Regions from separate parts of the Mus musculus genome. Here regions 2 and 3 are each linked to region 1. A link is a loop called in an ENCODE intact Hi-C map of the cell type or tissue named here. Cell type or tissue: heart. All regions are shown on one strand. Region 1 overlaps Utrn (utrophin). Region 2 has its middle 12 kb from the start of Sf3b5. Region 3 holds the start of Sf3b5 (splicing factor 3b, subunit 5).

Evidence for each region. A loop is a pair of places that touch in the nucleus more often than their neighbours do. Peaks named below come from ENCODE experiments on the same cell type or tissue, not always from the same donor. Only the 100,000 strongest peaks of a DNase experiment are listed, where the experiment ranks them.
Region 2: it touches region 1 in a loop (7-fold over the local background); 29 of 42 quality-filtered maps call a loop at or near these places.
Region 3: a loop joins it to region 1, with 2.9 times the contacts of the local background. A loop is called at or near these places in 27 of 42 quality-filtered maps.

The regions. Positions count from the first base shown.
Region 1 is chr10:12,686,864-12,694,863 of GRCm38, forward strand. It overlaps Utrn (utrophin), which reads right to left. Exons shown (of 74, transcript NM_011682.4): 25 at 6,501-6,671; 26 at 3,867-4,046; 27 at 1,430-1,564. Among named protein-coding and RNA genes, the nearest start is that of Utrn, 170 kb to the right of the region's middle. In heart, a CTCF peak has its summit at 3,960 (motif pointing right); a DNase peak (open chromatin) is centred at 3,948; H3K27ac peaks cover 745 bases.
Region 2 is chr10:12,992,633-13,000,632 of GRCm38, forward strand. No RefSeq gene overlaps it. Among named protein-coding and RNA genes, the nearest start is that of Sf3b5, 12 kb to the right of the region's middle. In heart, a CTCF peak has its summit at 4,680 (motif pointing left); a DNase peak (open chromatin) is centred at 4,649; H3K27ac peaks cover 269 bases.
Region 3 is chr10:13,003,899-13,011,898 of GRCm38, forward strand. It overlaps Sf3b5 (splicing factor 3b, subunit 5), which reads left to right and starts at 4,552. Exons shown (of 1, transcript NM_175102.4): 1 at 4,552-5,285. The coding sequence starts at 4,725. The coding sequence ends at 4,985. In heart, no CTCF peak of the experiment used is centred here; a DNase peak (open chromatin) is centred at 4,503; H3K4me3 peaks cover 2,165 bases; H3K27ac peaks cover 1,366 bases.

The sequences.
Region 1 (8,000 bases):
AGTTTTATAGACACAAGTCCAACTAACCTTATGCATGAAATACTACTCCCATTCTACAGATGGGAAATCTGAAAGCCATAAAGTTCAATTTGACAAAAGAGAGTCAATTAAAAAAAAACAAAAACAAAACACAAACAAACAAACAAAAATCCTAAGGCTCCAAACTCTTTCCGAAGCTCTTAGGACTAGGAGCCCTTTGACTGCATTTACTGCCCTGCAGTATACATGCACAAAAGGAATGCTGATAATAAAGAAAAAATACAGGGGGCTGGAGAGATGGCTCAGCGGGTAAGAGCACTGACTGCTCTTCCAAAGGTCCTGAGTTCAAATCCCAGCAACCACATGGCGGCTCACAACCACCTGTAGTGGGATCTGATGCTTTCTTCTGGTGTGTCTGAAGAAAGCAACAGTGTACTCATATATATATAAATAAACCTGAAAGAAAGAAAGGGAGTGAGGGAGAGAGAAGAGAGAAGAGAAGAGAACACAGAATGTATTAAAGTGTTTATCATGGAGCCTTCTTTTCCTTTTCTCCATTGTCTGGATTTCTAGAATGTATATTTATGCCCTATGAGAAAAGCATGCTTGCTGTTTGTTCAATGGGCATGTAGTGGTTTCCATGCTGTCTATGCATCCTCTACTCTGCTGTGTTTGAGAAGTGACAATTCTCTCCCTGCACGGCATCCATCTTCAGGAATGGAGCCCCATTCACCCCCACCCCCTGGGAATAGCTCTCTGACTTCCCATTCTGCTGTTCATCGGATCCCCAAATTTCCCTACTACTCCTGTACAAGTGAAACCTCTTTGGTTACACTGTAATTCGTTTCTGAAGTAATTACCACAGTATCGTGTGTACTCCTGGGCTCGAAACTACAGAACGAGGAAGCCTTCGGGATATTTCTTGGCCCCAGGAGCCTGAAGCCCAGCCTTGTCATCCAGCCCCACTGTGGGAGCCCCTGCCTTCACGAATGCACATAGCAGCCTGCTTTAACTTTTTACATCTGAGAATGATGAAGAAGCCACCTGAAGCATGGTTCATGCCATAGTCATAAGTGCAAAGAAACAAAACAGGGTTTGTTCAGAGAATGGTGAAAAGAACTGGACCCTACTAGTGACTATCGCTGTGTCTAACATGCACTCATGTAGCTCCTGCCTTACAAAACTGATTATAAAGAGTTCCCAGGGGCCGGTGAGATGGCTCAGTGGGTCAAAAGGAGCTTGCCACAAACCCTAACGACCTGGATTTGATCCCTGGGATCTATGTTGCAAGGGGGAAAATAACTTTTACAAATTGTGCTCTGACCTCAACACACATCCTATTGTATGCACGGATGGATGGATAGACAGACAGACAGACAGACAGACAGACAGACAGACATCTTTCCCATTCACAGTGAAAATAACTGTGGCTCAGACATCAGGTGCCAACCTCCAGAGCTTCATGAACAGCTTCTGCCCTCTCAGGCAGGGCCTCCGTGCTCCTCACGCGCTCCTCCAAGGTGTTCAACCACGTGGTCTCCAGGTCCAGATAGTGAAGCAGCTCCACCCAGCAAGACCAGACCTCCTAACAAATGTGAAGGGAAAATTAACACGGAAGAGAAGCCATAACCATACGTCATCCCTTCGATCAATAAGAACTCCATTTCAGTGAGTAATATACAGGAATCCAGAAACCAGCGAAGCTAGAATATCAAATAAATGAGGCAAAACTAAATCTTCAATAAAATAGGAGCAATTAAGATGGAAGGAGAAGGAAAAATGGAAAAGAAGCTGCCTCGGTTTTCAGTAAAATGAGTTCCAAGGACCTGGCTAAATGTTAAAAAAAAAAACAAACCTGAATAATTAATAGGGGAAAAAAACAGCAGAGAAATACATTTTCTGTTTGTTTGTTTGTTTGTTTGTTTGTTTTAAAGAAAATGTTAGAGCCGGAGATTTAGCTCAGTGGCTACAACCTGTACTTGCCTGACAAAGGCCCTAAGTCCAATCCCCAGTACCACCACCACCACCACCACCAACACCACCAACACCAACACCAACACCAACACCAACACCAACACCAACACCAACAACAACACCACCACCACCACCACCACCACTACCAACACCACCAACACCACCACCACCACCACCAACACCACCACCACTACCAACACCACCACCACCAACAACAACAACAACAACAACAACACCAACACCACCACCACCAACAACAACAACAACACCAACACCAACAACACCACCACCACCACCACTACCAACACCAACAACAACAACAACAACACCAACAACACCAACACCAACACCAACAACAACAACAACAACAACAACAACAACACCACCAACAACAACAACAACAGCAACACCCCCAGAAAGAGCAAAAGGTAAAAACCATTCAGGATATTTTTTTATAGAAACTTAAATCTCCTAGGACATATCCAATTCCAGTTCCTAGATGACTGATGGGAGCAGATGTCTCTGTAGCCATCTGGACTTCTTTCCAAGTGAGTAAAGATAGACACATAAGAGGATGGGCCCATTTTACCAAAACAGGAGCCAGGTAGTCCTGTGTTCTCCCTACTCAGAGTTCCGAAGTAGGAGAGAAGCCGAGGAAGGCATGCATTTAGAGCCTTCTATCCCCTTGCTCCAGAACAAGAGAGGATCTTATCTGACTGCTAAGATTAGAGCTCTGCACAAAATCCCCTGCATCTGTCTTCTCTACCAAGGTAGGGCACAGTCCCATCCATTCCCCACATCAGCTCTGCTCGCCAGAACAGGGCTCAGCCGGTATTTCTCGAGAGGCACAGAGAAGGTATTTCAGACTTTAGGGGTGACATCCATAGTTTGTCACAGCTTCATCTTTGGTGTATAGGTGTTTACACCATGTTCAATCCTTTAGAAATACCACTCTTAACCAAACCTACCCCCCCCCCAAAAAAAACCAACTTTTTTTTTCAGGGCAGGGTTTCTCTATGTGGCCCTGGCTGTTCCAGACCTCAGGTGTAGGCCAGGCTGGCCTTGGGCTCAGAGATGCTTCTCCCTTCAGGGTGCTGGGATTAAAGGCATAGAACACCATTGCCTAGCTCAAACTACACAATTTATACCTGAGGCCTCTACCATAATTTGTTGACTCTTGGTTCAGAGCAAAAGAAGAAAGAGATTTCTAGTCCCCTTCTCCCATTAATCTTACAAGAAGCAGGCCGAAAAATCTGCTCAGATCTTACAAGAAGTACAATGAGTAAACTCAGTTTAAATCTTCCCTCGGCATTATCAGAACTCACCAGAATGTAATTGCTTATTGTAGGGTGTGTTTCATTTAAATTTGAATAACTCAAAACGCTTCTTAAGACTTTTGACCAGTTTTTTTTTAACCATGAAGATGAGAAAGCACTTTATTAAAATAATCCCACAGAATAATCTAGGTCTTCAGTCTGATAGGCAGTGAGATTCTCCACCTAAAAATGCAATGAAATCTCTACATACTGAAATTCTTTTTCCCCTCCAGTAAATATTAGACACGACTCAAAATAAAAATAAAATAACAGTCAGCCAGGTAAAAGAGAGCTGTCTGGATTCTTATGGTAACCTGAGAACACTAGTGAGCACACAAACCTGCGGGGATCAATTATCACCATTGAACCTCCTGAGAAATGCAGGCAGATCTTGGTCTCCTTTTAACACAAAACAAACAAAAATCTCTCTATTTTTTTATCTACTTGGTCCATAAAAATTACTTTTATAATCCAATGTTTGACAAAGTAATGGCGCTTTCTTTCTTCTTCTTCTTCTTTTTTTTAAATAAGACAGGGAAATCCACACAGCAGAGCTGGGATCTCAGGATGGTAGCCCTGGGGCAAACAAGCTCTTACCTCCAGTGTGTGGCACTTCCCTCGAATTCTATTGCACAGAAGCTGGTAGCTCTCCAGCACCTCGTTGAATTCCGACGTCAACTCCTGGCCACCAGAGGGCACCTTGGCAGCCACCAGCTTGATGCTGTCCTTCAGAATTTTCACCCTCACCTCCTTCTGCAGCACCTCCTCTTTTGCCCTCTGTCCCAAGAAAGGAGCAATTTGAAACATGGCTCTCTGTGACTAATATCTTTCTTTAAAAAATAATAATAATGATTAATCCAATATCAAAACAACTAAATGATTCTATATGCCTCAGTAGAACACTATTTAAAAAATTCTGTAACCTGAGTTTTTTGAAAGAAGAATGCTAAAAATAAAATCTCACTTACTCTTCTAGTTTCCAATTCCCCGAGCCCACAACAGTTTCTTTTTAATACCACCAGAGTTTAGAGGCAAGTTATCCTAAATAGTGTCTACTGGCAAGATATATTTTTAAATTCTGGACTCAGGGTAGGAATCTAAATGAACTCATTTTAAATGACCACTGGAGGTCTGAACACATTAAATTGAAATAAATAAACACCCCCCAAAATGGCAGGACACTGTGGCAGAGGCATCTATTAAAATGGCCCACAAATCCTTGTAAAAACATTTTCCTCCTTGACCATGGGTCCATCCATCCTTCCAATAATGAAGATGAAGAAGCTCCTCTGGACAACCTGATCCAGAAATAGCTGCTTCCTGGCTTTCTCTCGGTGCCCAAGGTGCTCAGTCTCACATGCAGGAAAACCTACCTGCAGCCGTCTTTCACTCCCCCCTTTAGCTTGCTTTATTGCTTAATGGATTTCAGCTCTCCCAGGGTGAGGGAAAAAGTAATTAAGTGTAGTGGCTTTTAAATTCCTAATGGCTGTTTTAAAGAATAAAAATAAATAGAGTGTTGCCCAATCAGGGATTGTAATCTCATTTTTCTTCACTGTCAACTACAATGACTTTTAAAATCAGCAGCAAACTGCAGCTCCAAAAGTGTGAGTGATAAATGAGTTAGCCATTCTTTACATAGTAATCTACTTTTAAATATTTTCAGTACTAAAAATAGTTTTAAAACTTTTCAAAAAGAGCTACATGACCAGTACCCCCGAAGCTAGTGTCTCTAGCTGCATATATAGCAGAAGATGGCCTAGCCGGCCATCAGTGGAAAGAGAGGCCCATTGGTCGTGCAAACTTTATGTACCTCAGTGCAGGGGACCGCCAGGGCCGGGAGGTGGGAGTGGGTGGGTAGGGGAGTGAGGGAGGAGGGTATGGGGGACTTTTGGGATAGCATTGGAAATGTAAATGAGGAAAATACCTAATAAAAAAAATTTTAGAAAAAAGAAAATTATATATATATTGATCCCCGACACAGATTAAATAAGTCTCTTTTCATATCTACTGACTCAAGATAGCATGCATGAATGTCACATAGAATCTTTTTAAAAACTACCTGCACAGAAAAGTTTGCCTTAGTTATACTACTAGTTGAGTTAACCAACTTAATTGGTAGTATAACTACTAGTTAACAATATACCATGTTACTTGATCTTTTACAAAGAGAAGTGTACTTTTTTTTTTTAATTTTTTTTTTAAGGACAGGATTTCTCCGTGTAGCCCTGGCTGCTCTGAAACTTGCTCTGTAGACTGACTAGCCTCAAACACAGAGATCCACCTACCTCTGCCCCTCTGCCCCTCTGCCCCTCTGCCCCTCTGCCCCTCTGCCCCTCTGCCCCTCTGCCCCTCTGCCCCTGCCTCTGAAGTACTGGGGTTAAAGCTGTATCCCCACCACCACCACCACCTGACAAGAAGGATGACTCTTAAAGACAGAATCACGCCCTCATGCTAGAAGGATAGTGGAGGCAAATGTGGGTCTGAGGCCCAGTTCTTTCCTTATACAAGGACAACTACTGACACAGGAATAGATGTTTCTGGAACCACAGCTTGTAACTCCAACTTATCTTCACCTTATCTTCTCTGTATACGCCAAGATTTCTGCTCAAGGACATTGTGGGGTTCCTATGTGCCCTCATTACTGACTCTATATCTCCTACCTCCTGCTCCTGGGATGTTCTGGGGTTCCCATGTACTCCCAATACTGACTTGAATGTAGCCTTTGCCTCCTGCTCCAAAGACATTCTGGGGTTCCCTGGGCCCCCACGAATGACTAGAATGAAACCCATTAGAACTAGAATAACCTCCAAGTCTCCTTTGCTCCTTACCAAAACTTACACTTCCTGGAAACAGTGATAGAAGTCACACGGTACCATGACTAGAATTAACACCATAAAATATACACCAAGAAACTGCTAAAAGGGTAAAAAAAAAATTTATATTATATGTGTTTATTGCAATAATAAAAGAAAAATGAGTTTCTCCTCACAACCCTTCTTCGAGACAGAAACCTCCATGACTATCCACAGGGACTTCCCAGAATCGATCTACTCTGGGGTGGACTTGAACCAGTGGACTGGCATCAGCCTCTTTCCCAACTAAGATTACCACAGCTGCTCATCACTCACTCCTACTGAGAGCAGACTTGTCCATAGGGTTCTGTGCAGTGTGATAGGTGAAAGACCAACAGACTAACTAGTGTGAAGAGGGCAGTCGGGAGGAAGGCCTTACCTTCATTTCCTCCACCGCACTCTCGAGTTCTTCTGGAGATTTGTACTCGAAGTCCCTCTCCAGGTAGTCCTCTTCAGCCTGTGCCATCCACTCCTGCATCTCAGCCAAATCCTTTTTCAAGTTCAGGGCTTTTTCTTGACTATCTGACAGCCTGCTTTTTTGAATAGCAATCTAGGAAGGAAACGCCAATTCCACTCAATAAATAAATTTTAATACGTTAAATGCCAAGTTCTACCCTTTAATATTTAAAGGCACTGCAATAGATTTCCAGTCTTATTTTTTAACATTTAAATAAAACTTTTAAAGCATCCTGTGCTGGTGCTGTGTAATGTAAGAAAGGATGAAAATATAATGACTTCTATACAACATTTTAGACATGAACCTAACTAGAAGATATCTAATATAACTCTGAAAATAGGGTTCACAGCTGGTGTTTTTTCTCCCTGGCAGCCTGCACTGTACTCCCAACACTGTGAAAGGTAAGCAGCAGAAACTAACTAGGTTTCTGACCTTTTAATTCCACATTAAGGAGCTTCACCTATAGCGATAAAGGTATGAACATCAAGTAATTTAATTGTAACACTGTCTATTATATAAAAAATAAAACAGGAAGCAGAATTCCCATGGTGTGGCCTCACATTCTAAACTGAGCCTGGAGTTGGGCACAGTCACACATTCTTGTAATATCAGCCCTTGGAAGGCAGAAGCAGGTGTGTCTCTGTAAATCCAGGGCTAGCCTGCTCTACAGAAGAAGACCTGTTCTCAAAAAAATGTTCTTAAAAATAAGGGGAAAAAACTGAGGATGAAAAGAACTATTACAAAAGATGTCCACAAGGCATTACCCTATAAAATGTTGGTTAGAAAGTAGAAGGTAGGACTGGAGAGATGGCTCAGTGGTTAAGAGCACTGACTGCTCTTCCGAAGGACCTGAGTTCAAATCCCAACAACCACATGGTGGCTCACAACCATCTGTACAGTTACAGTGTACTCACATACATAAATCTTAAAAAAAAAAAAACAGAAAGTAGAAGATAGACGTTGGAGAGATGGCTCAGTGGTTAAGAGCACTTGCTGCTCTTCCCGAGGATGCAGGTTCAATTCCCAGTCCCCACATGATGGCTCACAACTCCTCTGTAACTGTAACTCCAGTTCAAGTTCAAGAAAATCCAACACTCTACATACACAGACATACAGACAGACAAAACACCAAGGCACATAAGTAAAGTGTTTTGTAAAAGAAAAAGGAGGGGGAGGAGAAGGAGAGAAGGAGAGAAGAAGAAGAAGGAGGAGGAGGAGGAGGAGGAGGAGGAGGAGGAGGAGGAAGTAGAACATATATTTGAAAATAGCTATCTGTCTGAATCTGGCTCAGTAACTTTATGAAGTACTTCAGAGGAGTCTGGGAATATTTTCAGAGCTCCTCACCTAACCACAAATGCACTTCGGCTGAAAGAGATGATCGTGTCACACAGGAATCGTCCAACCTTCCCCTGACACGTCCAG
Region 2 (8,000 bases), 310 kb after region 1:
GCTAATCTACTCTGGAAAATGCTGGAAATATCACTAGACTTGCTCTAAAATTATATTACGGAGCGATAGTAACAAAGAACAGCATGGCCCTGACATATGGACCATCAGAATAGAAAGGAGGACCCAGAAATAAGCGGATACAGCTACAATTACCTATTTTTTGTCAATATATAAAAACCACACAACAAATATATACAAAACAAATACATCGTAATATATTTGCATACAAATGCACATACATAGGACAAAGACAGCCTGCTCAACAGCAGTTCAAAAACTATGTAAAAGAATAAAACTAGACTGATGTATCCAATGCTGCACAAAAATTAGTTAAAGGCAAAAAACAGGAATAATATGTCAAGACAAAGGATTAGATAAGGATTTTCTAAAAGAGATTTCAATAATAGGGGAAATAATCCCAAGAATTGACAAATGGCGTTACACAATATTAAAAGTTTATGCATGGTGAAGGAAAAGCTTATCAGAGTGAAAGTTCAGCGTAGAATAGAGAAAATTCTGCCAGCTATGCATCCAACAAGAGATTACTGTCTATATAAGGAACTGCAGAAAAATTAAACGCCAAACCAAAACAAAAAATAAAATCAAACCATCTAATCACTAAATGGGCTAATGAAGAAAATAATAGTTCTCAAAGAAAGAAACACAAACAGCTAATAATCACATCCTTGGCCATCAGGGAAATGCAAATTAAAGCTCTTGTGGGATAGCTGTTGTGAGAAGGCTCGCACGAGTCAAAATGCTCATTACGGAAACAAGCCACTGCGAATGCTGGTGAGGGTGTGGAGAGAAGGCAGTCCTTAGACACCTCTGGCGGTACAGGCGCTGAGAGTCAATGCGAAGGTTCCCAACCAACTAAACAGAGACCCACCTCCCAGGCACACACCCTAACGTCTCTATACCTCACTGTGGAGACATTTGCACGCTTATCTTTATTGCTATACTGTTCACAGCCGCTAAGAAGTGGAAGCAGCCCAGATACCCATCAGCAGATGAGACGGTAGAGAAAACGTGGCAGAAATGCACGATGAAACTTCATTTTCCTGGAAAGGAAAGCGAAACTACAGCATTTACAGAAAAGTGGCTGAAAGGAGAGATCACTATGGTGAGTGTGGGCTAGTGGAGCTGACAAACGCAACAAGTTGGTGAAGTGTGCATGTGTGCGTGCGTGCGTGCGTGCGTGCGTGCGTGCGTGCGTGCGTGGAGCCATAAGTTTAGAAAGGTCTCATAGAGAAAAGAAAAGAAAGAGGTCTTATGGGAGGCCAATGGGGAAAGATGATGGGGGTGGGCAATGGAACCCATGTGATATGAAAGCACAAACGAGGGCTTTTAGAGGAGGAAGGCGAACAGCAGGTTTGGTGCGGCCAGATGAGAGGAAGCAGTAGGAGAGGGGCTGAGAAAGGAAGCGGGGCGTGGTGGCCACCATGCCTTTAATCTCAGCACTTGGGAGGCAGAGACAGGTGGATTTCTGAGTTCGAGGACAGCCTAGTCTACAAAGTGAGTTCCAGGACAGCCAGGACTACACAGAGAAACCCTGTCTGGAAAAAAGAAAGCAAAACAAAAAAGGGCAATGAATGAAAATGCCGCACTGGACTCCATCCCTTGGTTCTGCGATGTGAAAATTCACACAATGTGTAATCTGTTGATAAACCACAGGTTTCTGCTTACACAACATTAAATTTAACAATTAAAGTTACTGTGGTGCTTTGAATATGCTTGGCCCCGGGACTAGCTGCCTGGAAGTCAGTCTTCTCTTGGATCCCTTTGGAACACGATGTAGAACTCTCAGCTCCATCTCCAACTGCCGTGCTTTGGCCATGATGATAATGGACAGAACCTCCGAATCTGTAAACTTGCCCCAGTTAAGTGTTGCCACGGGCATGGTGTCTCTTCACAGCAATGGAAACGCTGAGACAGACAGCCATCCTTCTCCTTTTACAGAAATCCTTCAGCCGTGTGTGTGTGTGTGTGTGTGTGTGTGTGTGAGACATTCTCCTGAATGAACGATCTCATCATTATGATGTATACTGTGGTCCTGTGGTCAGTCTCATCTCAGCCTGGACTTGACTTTTGAGTGTGGACTGAATGACAAGTTCAATCTCATCTTTGAATTTATTTATTTATTTATTCATTGGTACACAATTGTTCTTTCATTGCTCATAAAAATTGCGTTTTCTGTCTCTTAGTGAGCCTTTCTCACAGATTCAGCATTTATGTGTGGCCTGTTTCATATTCTCATTCCTGAAATATAGAAGCACTATTAATTTCTTACATTGATTTTTATCTTCGGCAACCACCCTTAAATATGTTAAACTGCATTAAAGGGTTTAATATATTTAATTTATTTTTAGCGTTATAAATGGTTGACCAAGCAAGCACAGAATTCTAACAAGCAAGGCCTTCCAGAACATCTCATCCAAGGCTCTTACGAGTCCAAATTTAACTTAGGAATTTATTGAGTTCATTTCTCTTAAATATTAGAATGTCCCACACATCCTTGTTCACAGCATTGTCCTAAGCCTGAAATTCTAAGTCCATTAGCCTCCTCTGAGAGTTGAAACCCACGACATTTGTTAGAACCTGCTTTATGTTTAACTGTTTCAAACATGAACGGAGTATCCCCAAACCTGGCGTGAATGCGTGGAGCTGGCAGTGTGATTTCATCCACCGTCTTCGTATCTGCTCATGCGTCTTCCCTTATATGTGGAACACTCAGGACAGGGTATGTGCACCAACCCTGCATGGAGTCACAGGGCCCATTTTAGGACATAGACGACGCCCTGGAGCAGGTCCTGGTTACCAAGTACAGTCTCTGACCATGAGGTTCTTTGCCACTAATAAAGGATGTCTTTTCTCTGTCTGTCTTTCTGAGCTCACAAGATCAACAGCCTATCTCACTGAACTTCCCAGGGTACAGTACCTGCTCAGCTATGTGAATCAACGAAGCATCCTTCGGAGAGAGGAGCCAGGCTTGTAAAAGGGCTTTGGGCACTTTGGGTTTGGGACTCGTGTTTTAAAACGGGCTGAACGTGTTTGAAGCGACAGCTGGTGGACGAGAGAGCAGGGTGTGGCAGTTTTTTAGAAAGGGTGCAGTTAGTTGGGGTCGGGTACTGCAGCGGTGGGTGAGACATCCGGAACATGGCCAATGCTCACCTTGTTCTCAAGGCAGAGTGTGGGTAAAGCCGAGGCAAAAGCGCAGGCTCCCGCCCTTCTGAACATTCCCAGCAAAACGATCAAAGCAAAACGCAAGGATCGCCTTGGCTAAGGAAGCCACACAAAAGCAGAGAAGAAAGGACTGGACAGAGCGAGGATGTAGCCCGTGCAGTAGAGCGCTTGCCCAGCACTGTACAATCCCCTGCGGTTGATCCTCAGCACACCGTAAACAGGGCAAGCTGGTACATTTACATAGCCTGGGCTACATGAGACCTTGTCTCAAAACAATTTTTTTTTTAAATAAAAAGAACAAAACAAAAAACAAAGGAATTACAATGCTAGAAGACCCCAAAGGTGGGGTTCTGCCTGAGATATTTTTACATACCTAACAATGAATCACTTTCTCAACTTACTAAGCAGTTAACTTGTGGCTCTTGGTTGAGGCTGTCCACCCTACCCCTTCCCACCCCTGAGGCAGATGTTGATCCAGAAGTGGAGAGACTTGAAATTGCTTTGCTAGAGACTTCTGTAAGCTAAAGAAGAATGTCCAAGACTGGGCAGGGAAGCGTCCAGTGTGGTTGAGCCATGGCCACGTAGGGCAGTCCATTCCACCTCCAAATTCCTTTCTGACCTAAAGCTCCAGTAAACAAATTATAAAGAATGTTTAGTGCTTAGAAAAATTGTAAGGGCTAAGACCAGGAAGTTCTGAAGCAAGCACAAAATTCCCTGTCTTCCTGGACCTTGTATTCTAATCAGGGAGACAAATGGGTACACGTGTGTTAAACGTGTGTGTGCTGGTAGTGGGCGCTCAAGGAAAAGCCAGGTTTAGGAGAAAAGGGGCTGATTGCACCTTTACATCCTTTAGCCTGAAATGGCCTCTGTTGCTGGCTCTGACCTCCTCCAGGGGCAAGCGGTCAACCTGCTCCAGCTTTTTCAGAGCCTCTTTGAGAGTCCTCTGACTCCAGAGCGTGTCTGGAATGCTCTTCCAGAATTCCTGTCATTGTTGGCCTGCTTTTACCTGTAAGATGTGTAAAGTGGCACCTTCCAGAACGTTTCTCCTAATCCGCTCCCCTCAATGCGCCCCGCCCCCCTTCATGTGGCTCCTGTTTATCCCTCTGCTTAAAGTACTCGTGGTCGAATCTCATTCCACCACCAAGCCATGCAGACACACACACACACACACACACACACACACACACACACTCTCACACACCGAAACCAAAACTCATGAAGAAAGAGACTCCATAACCCCATTGTCACTGAAATCCCATAATACCGCGCTGTCTAACTAAATATAAAACTTCAAAACTCCGGTGTAATAGTTGTACGATGATACGGAAATCATTCCTTCTTCGTTAGCTATGAGTCTCAGCTCGTTGCCTTTAAACACTCAGCTAACCAAAGTCTGACCTGTAGCACCCCAGTCACTAGCACTTTTCTGGCCTCTTCTGGTTGGGTAACTGGTTGGATCACCAGTCTGTGCGCCCACTTTGTGTTGTTTTGGCGCCCCCTAGTGTCAAGCATTATTGCAACACCTGTACAAAGTGAAAGTCTTTTTATTTTTTTTTTTTTTTTGCTTTTTTTTTTTTTTTTTTTTTTTTTTGGCCTAATAAGATGATTTTATTTATTTTTTTTTTTTATGGAACTTTTTTTTTTTTATTAGGTATTTAGCTCATTTACATTTCCAATGCTATACCAAAAGTCCCCCTTACCCACCCACCCCCACTCCCCTACCCACCCACTCCCCCCCTTTGGCCCTGGCGTTCCCCTGTACCGGGGCACACAAAGTCTGCGTGTCCAATGGGCCTCTCTTTCCAGTGATGGCCGACTAGGCCATCTTTTGATACAAATGCAGCTAGAGTCAAGAGCTCAGGGGTACTGGTTAGTTCATAATGTTGTTCCACCTATAGGGTTGAAGATCCCTTTAGCTCCTTGGGTACTTTCTCTAGCTCCTCCATTGGGAGCCCTGTGATCCATCCATTAGCTGACTGTGAGCATCCACTTCTGTGTTTGCTAGGCCCCGGCATAGTCTCACAAGAGACAGCTACATCTGGGTCCTTTCAGTAAAATCTTGCTAGTGTATGCAATGGTGTCAGCATTTGGAAGCTGATTATGGGGTGGATCCCTGGATATGGCAGTCTCTACATGGTCCATCCTTTCATCTCAGCTCCATACTTTGTTTCTGTAACTCCTTCCATGGGTGTTTTGTTCCCACTTCTAAGGAGGGGCATAGTGTCCACACTTCAGTCTTCATTTTTCTTGAGTTTCATGTGTTTAGGAAATTGTATCTTATATCGTGGGTATCCTAGGTTTTGGGCTAGTATCCACTTATCAGTGAGTACATATTGTGTGAGTTCCTTTGTGATTGTGTTACCTCACTCAGGATGATGCTCTCCAGGTCCATCCATTTGGCTAGGAATTTCATAAATTCATTCTTTTTAATAGCTGAGTAGTACTCCATTGTGTAGATGTACCACATTTTCTGTATCCATTCCTCTGTTGAGGGGCATCTGGGTTCTTTCCAGTTTCTGGCTATTATAAATAAGGCTGCTATGAACATAGTGGAGCATGTGTCTTTCTTACCAGTTGGGGCTTCTTCTGGATATATGCCCAGGAGAGGTATTGCTGGATCCTCCGGTAGTACTATGTCCAATTTTCTGAGGAACCGCCAGACTGATTTCCAGAGTGGTTGTACAAGCCTGCAATCCCACCAACAATGGAGGAGTGTTCCTCTTTCTCCACATCCTCGCCAGCATCTGCTGTCACCTGAATTTTTGATCTTAGCCATTCTCACTGGTGTGAGGTGGAATCTCAGGGTTGTTTTGATTTGCATTTCCCTGATGATTAAGGATGTTGAACATTTTTTCAGGTGCTTCTCTGCCATTCGGTATTCCTCAGGTGAGAATTCTTTGTTCAGTTCTGAGCCCCATTTTTTAAGGGGGTTATTTGATTTTCTGAGGTCCACCTTCTTGAGTTCTTTATATATGTTGGATATTAGTCCCCTATCTGATTTAGGATAGGTAAAGATCCTTTCCCAGTCTGTTGGTGGTCTTTTTGTCTTATAGACAGTGTCTTTTGCCTTGCAGAAACTTTGGAGTTTCATTAGGTCCCATTTGTCAATTCTCGATCTTACAGCACAAGCCATTGCTGTTCTGTTCAGGAATTTTTCCCCTGTGCCCATATCTTCAAGGCTTTTCCCCACTTTCTCCTCTATAAGTTTCAGTGTCTCTGGTTTTATGTGAAGTTCCTTGATCCACTTAGATTTGACCTTAGTACAAGGAGATAAGTATGGATCGATTCGCATTCTTCTACATGATAACAACCAGTTGTGCCAGCACCAATTGTTGAAAATGCTGTCTTTCTTCCACTGGATGGTTTTGGCTCCCTTGTCGAAGATCAAGTGACCATAGGTGTGTGGGTTCATTTCTGGGTCTTCAATTCTATTCCATTGGTCCACTTGTCTGTCTCTATACCAGTACCATGCAGTTTTTATCACAATTGCTCTGTAGTAAAGCTTTAGGTCAGGCATGGTGATTCCACCAGAGGTTCTTTTATCCTTGAGAAGAGTTTTTGCTATCCTCGGTTTTTTGTTATTCCAGATGAATTTGCAAATTGCTCCTTCTAATTCGTTGAAGAATTGAGTTGGAATTTTAATGGGGATTGCATTGAATCTGTAGATTGCTTTTGGCAAGATAGCCATTTTTACAATGTTGGTCCTGCCAATCCATGAGCATGGGAGATCTTTCCATCTTCTGAGATCTTCTTTAATTTCTTTCTTCAGGGACTTGAAGTTTTTATCATATAGATCTTTCACTTCCTTCGTTAGAGTCACGCCGAGATATTTTATATTATTTGTGGCTATTGAGAAGGGTGTTGTTTCCCTAATTTCTTTCTCAGCCTGTTTATTCTTTGTGTAGAGAAAGGCCATTGACTTGTTTGAGTTAATTTTATATCCAGCTACTTCACCGAAGCTGTTTATCAGGTTTAGGAGTTCTCTGTTGGAATTTTTAGGGTCACTTATATATACTATCATATCATCTGCAAAAAGTGATATTTTGACTTCCTCTTTTCCAATTTGTATCCCCTTGATCTCCTTTTGTTGTCGAATTGCTCTGGCTAATACTTCAAGTACTATGTTGAAAAGGTAGGGAGAAAGTGGGCAGCCTTGTCTAGTCCCTGATTTTAGTGGGATTGCTTCCAGCTTCTCTCCATTTACTTTGATGTTGGCTACTGGTTTGCTGTAGATTGCTTTTATCATGTTTAGGTATTGGCCTTGAATTCCTGATCTTTCCAGAACTTTTATCATGAATGGGTGTTGGATCTTGTCAAATGCTTTTTCTGCATCTAACGAGATGATCATGTGGTTTTTGTCTTTGAGTTTGTTTATATAATGGATTACATTGATGGATTTTCGTATATTAAACCATCCCTGCATCCCTGGAATAAAACCTACTTGGTCAGGATGGATGATTGCTTTAATGTGTTCTTGGATTCGGTTAGCGAGAATTTTATTAAGAATTTTTGCATCGATGTTCATAAGAGAAATTGGTCTGAAGTTCTCTATCTTTGTTGGATCTTTCTGTGGTTTAGGTATCAGAGTAATAGTGGCTTCATAAAATGAGTTGGGTAGAATACCTTCTACTTCTATCTTGTGAAAAAGTTTGTGCAGAACTGGAGTTAGATCTTCTTTGAAGGTCTGATAGAACTCTGCACTAAACCCGTCTGGTCCTGGGCTTTTTTTGGCTGGGAGACTATTAATAACTGCTTCTATTTCTTTAGGGGATATGGGACTGTTTAGAAGGTCAACTTGATCCTGATTCAACTTTGGT
Region 3 (8,000 bases), 320 kb after region 1:
TTTTAATAGTGTAGTAAAAAAAAAAAAATTTAAAATAAGCTTTCACTAAAAGAAATGTCTTTACTTAATTTTCATTTAAACTCTTGGTTTTCTAAGCCACGGCAAAATTTGGGTATAATTTCTTCAGCACGATACGGTTGAAAGTCACTGAGATTTGCTGGGTTAGAGTGATCCATGGGTATTCATAACACTTGTTTGTTTAAATTGTGTTCTAATGCCCCTGTGAATAAACATGTCTCTATAAATAAACATGTATAAAATAATACCCATGTATGAGAATAGTCACTGCAGAGTTGGAAACACCATACAGTCAACCAATGAAAGGGTGGTTATTTACCGTATGATGCACCTGTCCTCGGGGACATAGTGTAGCTGTAAAGGGAGACATAAAAAAAGAAAGAAAGGAAGGAAGGAAGGAAGGAAGGAAGGAAGGAAGGAAAAGAAAGAGAAAAAGAAAGAAGGAAAGAAAGAAAAACAAAGAAGGAAAGAGAGGAAGAAAAAAAGGAAGGAAGAAAGACAGAGAGAGAGAGAGAGAGAGAGAGAGAGAGAGAGAGAAAGGCTGGCTGGCTGACTATGGTCCCATATGTCTTTGATAACAGCAGTCGGACCCTGAGGTGTGTGAATTTCTCAGTTCCTCACCAGCCTGGTTTACACAGTAAATTCTAGGCAAGCCAGGATGACATAGAGACCCTGTCTCAGAAAAAGGAGAGAGAGAGAGAAAGAAAGAGAGAGAGAGAGAGAGACTGAGACTTATTGAGGTCACCAATTCGAGACCACAATCATAATTAGTAATAAGTAATAAAGAGTGCAATACCTGTGTGCAGGTCCCAGGGATTCTCACAGAACATCTTTAAATATAAAAGTAGTAGGAATTTATTATTCTGACAATCCCGTATAAAAGACACACAATCCAGCTATTTTATTTATAAGCCATAAGCCTAAATTGGGTAGATGTAGGCTTATACTAACTTATTGCTGTTTCTCCTGGTCATGTGGTTCTGGTTCATGGTGGCTTCTTCATCCTCCACCCCCCTCTCTTCTTCCTTTCTCTCTACCTGCTACCCCCTCCCCCACTCGAACCTCCAGTCTCACCTTTCTCCCCACATTGTCCAATCACAGGCTCCAGCCTTTTATTGACCAGTTAAATTGGGGAGAAGGTTTGCATGGCATCACTGAGTATGTGAGGATCTGCTCATCGGGGGCAACCACACCTTGAGGAACCACTATTTAGGAATGGAATACAAGCAGTATCAGACCAACCCGCTACATATACAGGGTAGCCCCTCCCCCCGCAAATAAATCTAGCAGAAGATGAGAGATGACCAAAGAAAGACAAACAGATTCAGTTAAAGCTTCTAAAAGTACATGAATAAATGAAAATATATTTTTATATACTAGTGAGAAAATTTAATACAATATAGGTTCAATTTTCCCCATTTATTTTATAAATTTAATATAATGTTTATTAAAATTATGCTGAGTTTTTCTACTATCTGAAAGCTGACAGAGTTAAATGTGAGGGCTTTGGGATGACTTAAATGTCATTTGGGCTGGGGTGGTGGCTCTCAGCTGTAATCCCAGGATTCAGAAGACAGGGACAGGAGTAATTCAAATTCCAGGCCAGCCTATAGAGCGAGACCCTGTTGCAGGAAAACAAAATCTAAAAGTCATCTGGGAACACACAGAAAGTACTCAGCAATTTACTTAGGTTATAAAAGTTAGTGCTCTACTTATCAAAATTACAGATCAAAACTGCCTTTCTTTCTCCAAACTTTTAAGTTTGCCTGAAAATTCTATTATACTTATAAGCCTAATACATTTTACAAATCATTTCTGAGGGGCTTTTAAAAAAATCAGAATTCCATTCAAAGTTTTGATGTTTAAACATTTTACACTTACTAATATACACATATTGTTCATTTTCTATAGGCATTGCAAAAAGACTTATCAACAAAAATCCTTTTCAAGTTTTTACATTGTCTTCATAAATATAATTAACTTAAATATGTGGGGCTAAGGCACTCCCAGTAGTACAGCACTTGCCTAAATAAGCTCTGGGTTTGTGCCAGCATTGCAACAAAACATCAACAATAGAAGTCTCTTGCTTATTCCATATCACCATATATAAGTGTTAATGGTTGAAATCTGCCCCACTAAAATTAACATAGGGAAGGCCGGACCTCCAGGACCTGAAAATGTACCTGTGTCTCAAGATGTGAGCTCTCAGATGTTGCTCTAGAGAAATGCCTGCCACCATGTTCTCTACATTGATGGCCAAGGACTCTAATGCTCTGAAACTGTAAGCCCCAAATAGCTCTGTCTTATCACAGCCATAAAAACATAACTAAGGTAAAACGAGGTCCCATGAGTGAGCCCTGATCCAGTGTGACTGGTGTCATGGAAGGGGACATTAGGACATAGATATAGAAGGAATGTCAAAACTCAGAGAGAAGATAGCACGTACAAGCTAAGAGGGGCCTTGGAATATAACCAACATCTTGCTGTTGAACTTCCCTTCTCTCCACTGTGAGGACATAGATTCCTGTTGTTTAGGCCCCTCCATAGGTTCTTGCTATGGCAGAGCTAGCAAGGGACACTTGACTCTCAATGGATGCATATGAGTGCGACTTCTTCCTAGGCTCTTTTGACTTCAGGAACGTTTTCATATTCTTAAGCCACACTTAATAACACTGGCGTCCCACTAGTTTTTTGTCTTATTTTTTACTAGAAGGGTGTTCATGGGGATCTAATTGTCTCAGTCGGAGTTCCTATTGCTGCGATGGACACTGTGACTGAAAGCAACTTGGGGAGGAGAGGAGCCGAGAAGAAATGAGTGAAGAATTTAAATCCGCAATGGACAGCAGCAGAAATACAACAGACCAGCAGGGTGATGCTGGCACACACCTTTCACCTCAGCACTAGGGAGGCAGAGGCAGGAAGATCTCTGTGACTTTGAGGTCAGGCCTCTATGTGAATTTGAGGCCAGACCGGTCTACAAAGTGAGTTCCAGGCCAGCCAGGCAGGGCTACACAGAGAGACTCTGTCTCAAAAACCCAACCCAACAAAACAAACAAACAAACAAACAAACAAAAAACAATAACAAAACCCCTGCAAACCAAAAGAAACGACAGTGAAACAGTAAACAATTAAAGGGTTAAAATGAAGCCTGACAAGGTGACTAAGCCTCTGATAGATCACTTCAAAGTCTGAAGCAGGTGCAGAGAATTTGAGTCCCTGTCTCAATAAATAAATAATAAGAGACAGGTATAGTATGGCTGGATGGCATATCCACAGGTATTGCCGTATAGTCTCTATATTTTAGGAATAAGATGTGTATTATGTTGTCTAAGTCTTGGTGTTGGTTGGTTTTATTTTTTTTTGAGACAGAGTTTCTCCTTGTAGCCCTGGCTGTCCTGAAACTAGCTCTGTAGACCAGGCTGCCCCTGAACTCAGAGATCTGCCTGCCTCTGCCTCCCAAGTGGTGGAATTAAAGGTGTGTGCCACCACCACCTGGCATGATGCTTATTATGACAAAATTTAAACAGAAGAATTAATATTGGATGGAGCGGAACTCACCTCTAATCCCAGCATTCAGGAGGCAAAGGCAGGAGGATTGCTGTGAGCTCAGGGCCAGATCCTCCCCCCACCAAGTAAACAAAAGTACCCCCAAACTCCTGTATTTTCAAATTGTCTGTCATTGTCCATTCTCTTTGGCTGTGACTGCTCTTACCCCATTCCTAAAATGGTTTTTTGAGAGTACAATCTACATCAGGCTATACATGTATCCTTAAGGGATACCATAAAAGAAGTACAATTATCTTTTCTGAGTTGTTTGTAACGTGAGAAAGTGCACAACCCCCAACGTAAGGCAGTAATCAGCAGAAAAACACAGGTGACTAGAAAGAGAGGTGTTCTTTCTATCTATCTATCTATCTATCTATCTATCTATCTATCTATCTATCTATCTATCTATCTATCTATCTATCTATCTATCTAGTCTTGAACCACATCTGACTTCAAGGAATAGCTTTTGAGTGACCTAGAGCAAACAACCCCTCAATGGGTTGAGAAACGGGAGCCTGGAGCTCGTTGTGGGAGCCATTAGTGAGACTACTGGGGCTGACACTGATCACCAAAAATACTTTTCCCAGTGCCCAAATTCTAAGAGACAAAGCTGGGACCGCGGGGGAACCATGCTGCCACGTTAGCTTCTAGGTACAAGAGTTAATTTTCCTGGTTGCTTGTAGTTGAAACCCTCTTGGATTTCCCCTTCTTAGTAGCCCAGAGCCGTGGGATAACTCTCAGAGGCCGTTTGCCATCGTCCTACAGCAGCCAGGCAAAAACAAAACAAACAAAACAAAACCCTAAAACAAACTCTTTGGACTACTTGTTCCAGAATGCAACGCTCAGACTAGAACGTGATCACCCGAGAGCCACTAAGCGGACCATCATGCAACACTCTTCGAAGTAGGCGGGCTCCGTGAGGAGACGGCCCAGTGTTTCCTAGGCAACTCCAATCCCGCGACAGACGGCACTTCCGCTTCCGCCTAGGAAAAGACTGTCTACTCCTGCGTCTCGGTGGCGTCTTTCTCCCGCGCCTGCACGAACTGAGGTTTTGCGTGGCGGCGGCGGCACCGGCAGCGGCAGCGTCTCTCACTTGAACGCCGCGAGCGGCAGCTTCTCGTCTGTGTCCTGACCTCGGAGCCTACGAGCAGAGCGGCGCGATGACGGACCGGTACACCATCCACAGCCAGCTGGAGCATCTGCAGTCCAAGTACATCGGCACGGGCCACGCCGACACCACCAAGTGGGAATGGCTGGTGAACCAGCACCGCGACTCCTACTGCTCCTACATGGGCCACTTCGACCTCCTCAACTACTTCGCCATTGCCGAGAACGAGAGCAAAGCCCGCGTGCGGTTCAACCTGATGGAGAAAATGCTGCAGCCCAGCGGGCCGCCCGCGGACAAGCCCGAGGAGAACTGAGGTGAGCGCTGCCCAGTCTTCCCCGTGTGCCGGCTGCGAGCCTCCTTGCTCCTGCATCTCGACCATTCCGTGTTGGCTGTGTCGCCTGACCTGCGTACCTGTGGAGGATTCGGAACAAGTCATGGAGAGACTGTCCGGGTCCGCTCCTTGTGAACTGTGCAGAAGGAGTGATCCCAGCATCGGCAAGCGAGGGAGAAGACTGCACGAGAGTGATGCGCATTTCGAGTCTGCTTTTCGATAGTTGATGTCTTCTTGCCTTTTTAAAAAACCATATATATATAAAGTTTAGGGTTTGCTCTATTCTTTGGTATGGATTGCTGTGTTCTTTGGGAGGTTATTAGGAGAGGGTTCTGTGGATCAAGGTTTTGTGAGAGTATAAATAGGAAATGGGGGCAGAAGCACAGGGCAAGTCCTTAAGTCGTCACACACACTTTTATGATATTATCCCACCTCAATAGTCTTCACGCGTACAGTGTGTCTGGTCCCAAAGAAACCTTGAAGCGCGGAGATTGCCCATATCCCTTTCCTACCCTTCCCTTTATGCGCTACCCCTTACCCCTTTTTCTTGATGATTACCCTTTGTGTCTTCAGAAATGATAAACTGGCAAACAAGTGGTATCACGTCCCCATCCTGCTCAGCGCCCCATTCCCCCCACCCCTCTTCCCTTTTCACCAGAGCATTTTCCAAAGGTTTGAGGGCATACATTATGCCAGCTTGAAGAGTTTACAACTTTAAAAACCATGCTTACAATGCTACTTTACTGAGATGTCATTTGAGAACAGATTTTAAGGAATCAAGAGAAATGGCCATGCAGGTGTTTTCCGGCCAGGGCAGAGGACCCAAGAGCAGCAGTGTGTTTGACTTACTGAAGGAAAACCATAAAAGCAGTATGAGTCACCAGCATACCAGTGTGGTGGTGCACACCTTAATCCCAGCACCCAAGAGGCTGGGGCATCTCTTGAGTTCAAAGAATGTGTTGGTGCACACTTGGTCCAGGTGCTTTCGAGGCAAAAGCAGAAGGATCTCGAGTGTAAGGCCAGCCTGGTCTACAGATCTAATTTCAGGACCATCAGGGCTACACAGAGAAACCTTGTCTTGAATCCTATCCCCAACTCCTCCACACAAAAGCAGTATGCTGGGAAGGGATGAACAATAGAAAACACCAGGACAAGAAGACGTGGAAGCTGGTTGGTGACTCAAAGTTTTTATGTGGGTTATAGCTATTGGCTTTCAGCAGAAGAGAAAACTAAATGCATTTTTAGTAACTTATTTAAAAGTAACAGTAGCTGGGAGTGGTGGCACATGCCTTTAACCCCAGTGGGGAGGCAGGCAATTGGATCCATGAGTTCAAGGCTAGCCTGATGAGCATACTTCAGGACAAACGGGGCTAATAGACCCTGTTTCAAACAAACAGAAGTAACAGAATTCAGGAGGGCTGGCTTTGGAGGTAAGAGTCCTTACTGTGTAAGTCCAGGAACCAGTTCAGATTTCTGCTACCAGTGCAAAAACCCAAGTTCATATAGCCCCAGTACTGTGGAGAGGATAGCTGGGGCTTTCTGACTGCCTGCTCAGCTCCAGGTTCAGATAGAGATGGTGTCTCAAGACAGTAAGGGGAGGATAGACTGGAGAGATGGCTACATGGTAAGAGGACCCTGACTTGGTACTCAGCACCTACATGGTGGCTCACAACTGTCTGTAACTCCAGTCCCAAGGGATCCACTAACTTTTGTGACCTCTGTGGACACCAGACAAAAGTGCTGTACATACATGCAGGAAAACATTTGTGTACATAGAAAATAACATCTTTAAAAGAAAAAAATGAGGAAACTCCTTTTTGCAATAGATGGAAACCATTACAGAAAAGCAGAACCAATTAAAATGCAGAGTTGTGGGACCCAATCCCAACCCATATGCCTACCCCTCCCCTAAGGCTCGGGATATTTCTGAAGAGGGGGCAGAGATATTGTTAAGTCCTGGAGAATCAGGGAGTATGCTGTAAGAGTGTCCGAGAAATGTCTGAAGCTGTACCCATAAAGTCTCACCAATGTGGCAGCCTAAAGATGAATTGAACGAGAACAGTAAACACCCTAACGTGGACAGGGAAAGGCTGTCCTCAGCAGGCCTCAACTCTCCACACCTGCAGGCAACTGAGGAATACTGAGAGGGAGAGGGAGCCTTTCCCAGGAAAGACCAGGCCAGTTAGTTAGCCAATAACAACGGTGAGCTCTGAAACCTTCACAGAAGTAGCATTACAGACTGAGCACCGCTAGGACACACACATGGAACAATTAATGGAAACGTGGACATGGATGTGAAAGAGAACAAGGAGGATTATGGGAAGGAACTGGAGGGAGGAAAGGGGGGGGGATGATATATATTAGAATCTCAAAAAAAAGTAAGAGGGTTTTTTTTTTTTAAAAAAAAAAAGATTTATTTATTTTATGTATATGAGTACACTGCAGCTGTCAGACACACCAAAAGAGGGCACTGGATCTTTACAGATGGTTGTGAGGCACCATGTGGTTGCTGGGAATTGAACTCAGGACCTCTGGAAGAGCAGTCAGTGCTCTTAACCACTGAGCCATCTCTCAGGCCCTCAAAAAAAAAAAAAAAAAGCTGGGGCTGGTGAGATGGCTCAGTGGGTAAGAGCACCCGACTGCTCTTCCAAAGGTCCAGAGTTCAAATCCCAGCAACCACATGGTGGCTCACAACAATCCGTAACGAGATCTGACTCCCTCTTCTGGAGTGTCTGAAGACAGCTACAATGTATTTCCATATAATAAATAAATAAATCTTAAAAAAAAAAAAAGCTAAGGGAATAATGGAATGAAAGGACAGACATCTTTCCGTTGCTTCTGGTGTACACAGATGCACACACGTGGACCACACGAGTGCAGACACCACGCACAAATAATGAAACACTGAATGATGCATTTTAATGAAAGTAACTTTCAAAACCAGAGTTTACTGAGAAGAATGGCTTTTAAAATACACCTTTACATAGGTCTTCAGTA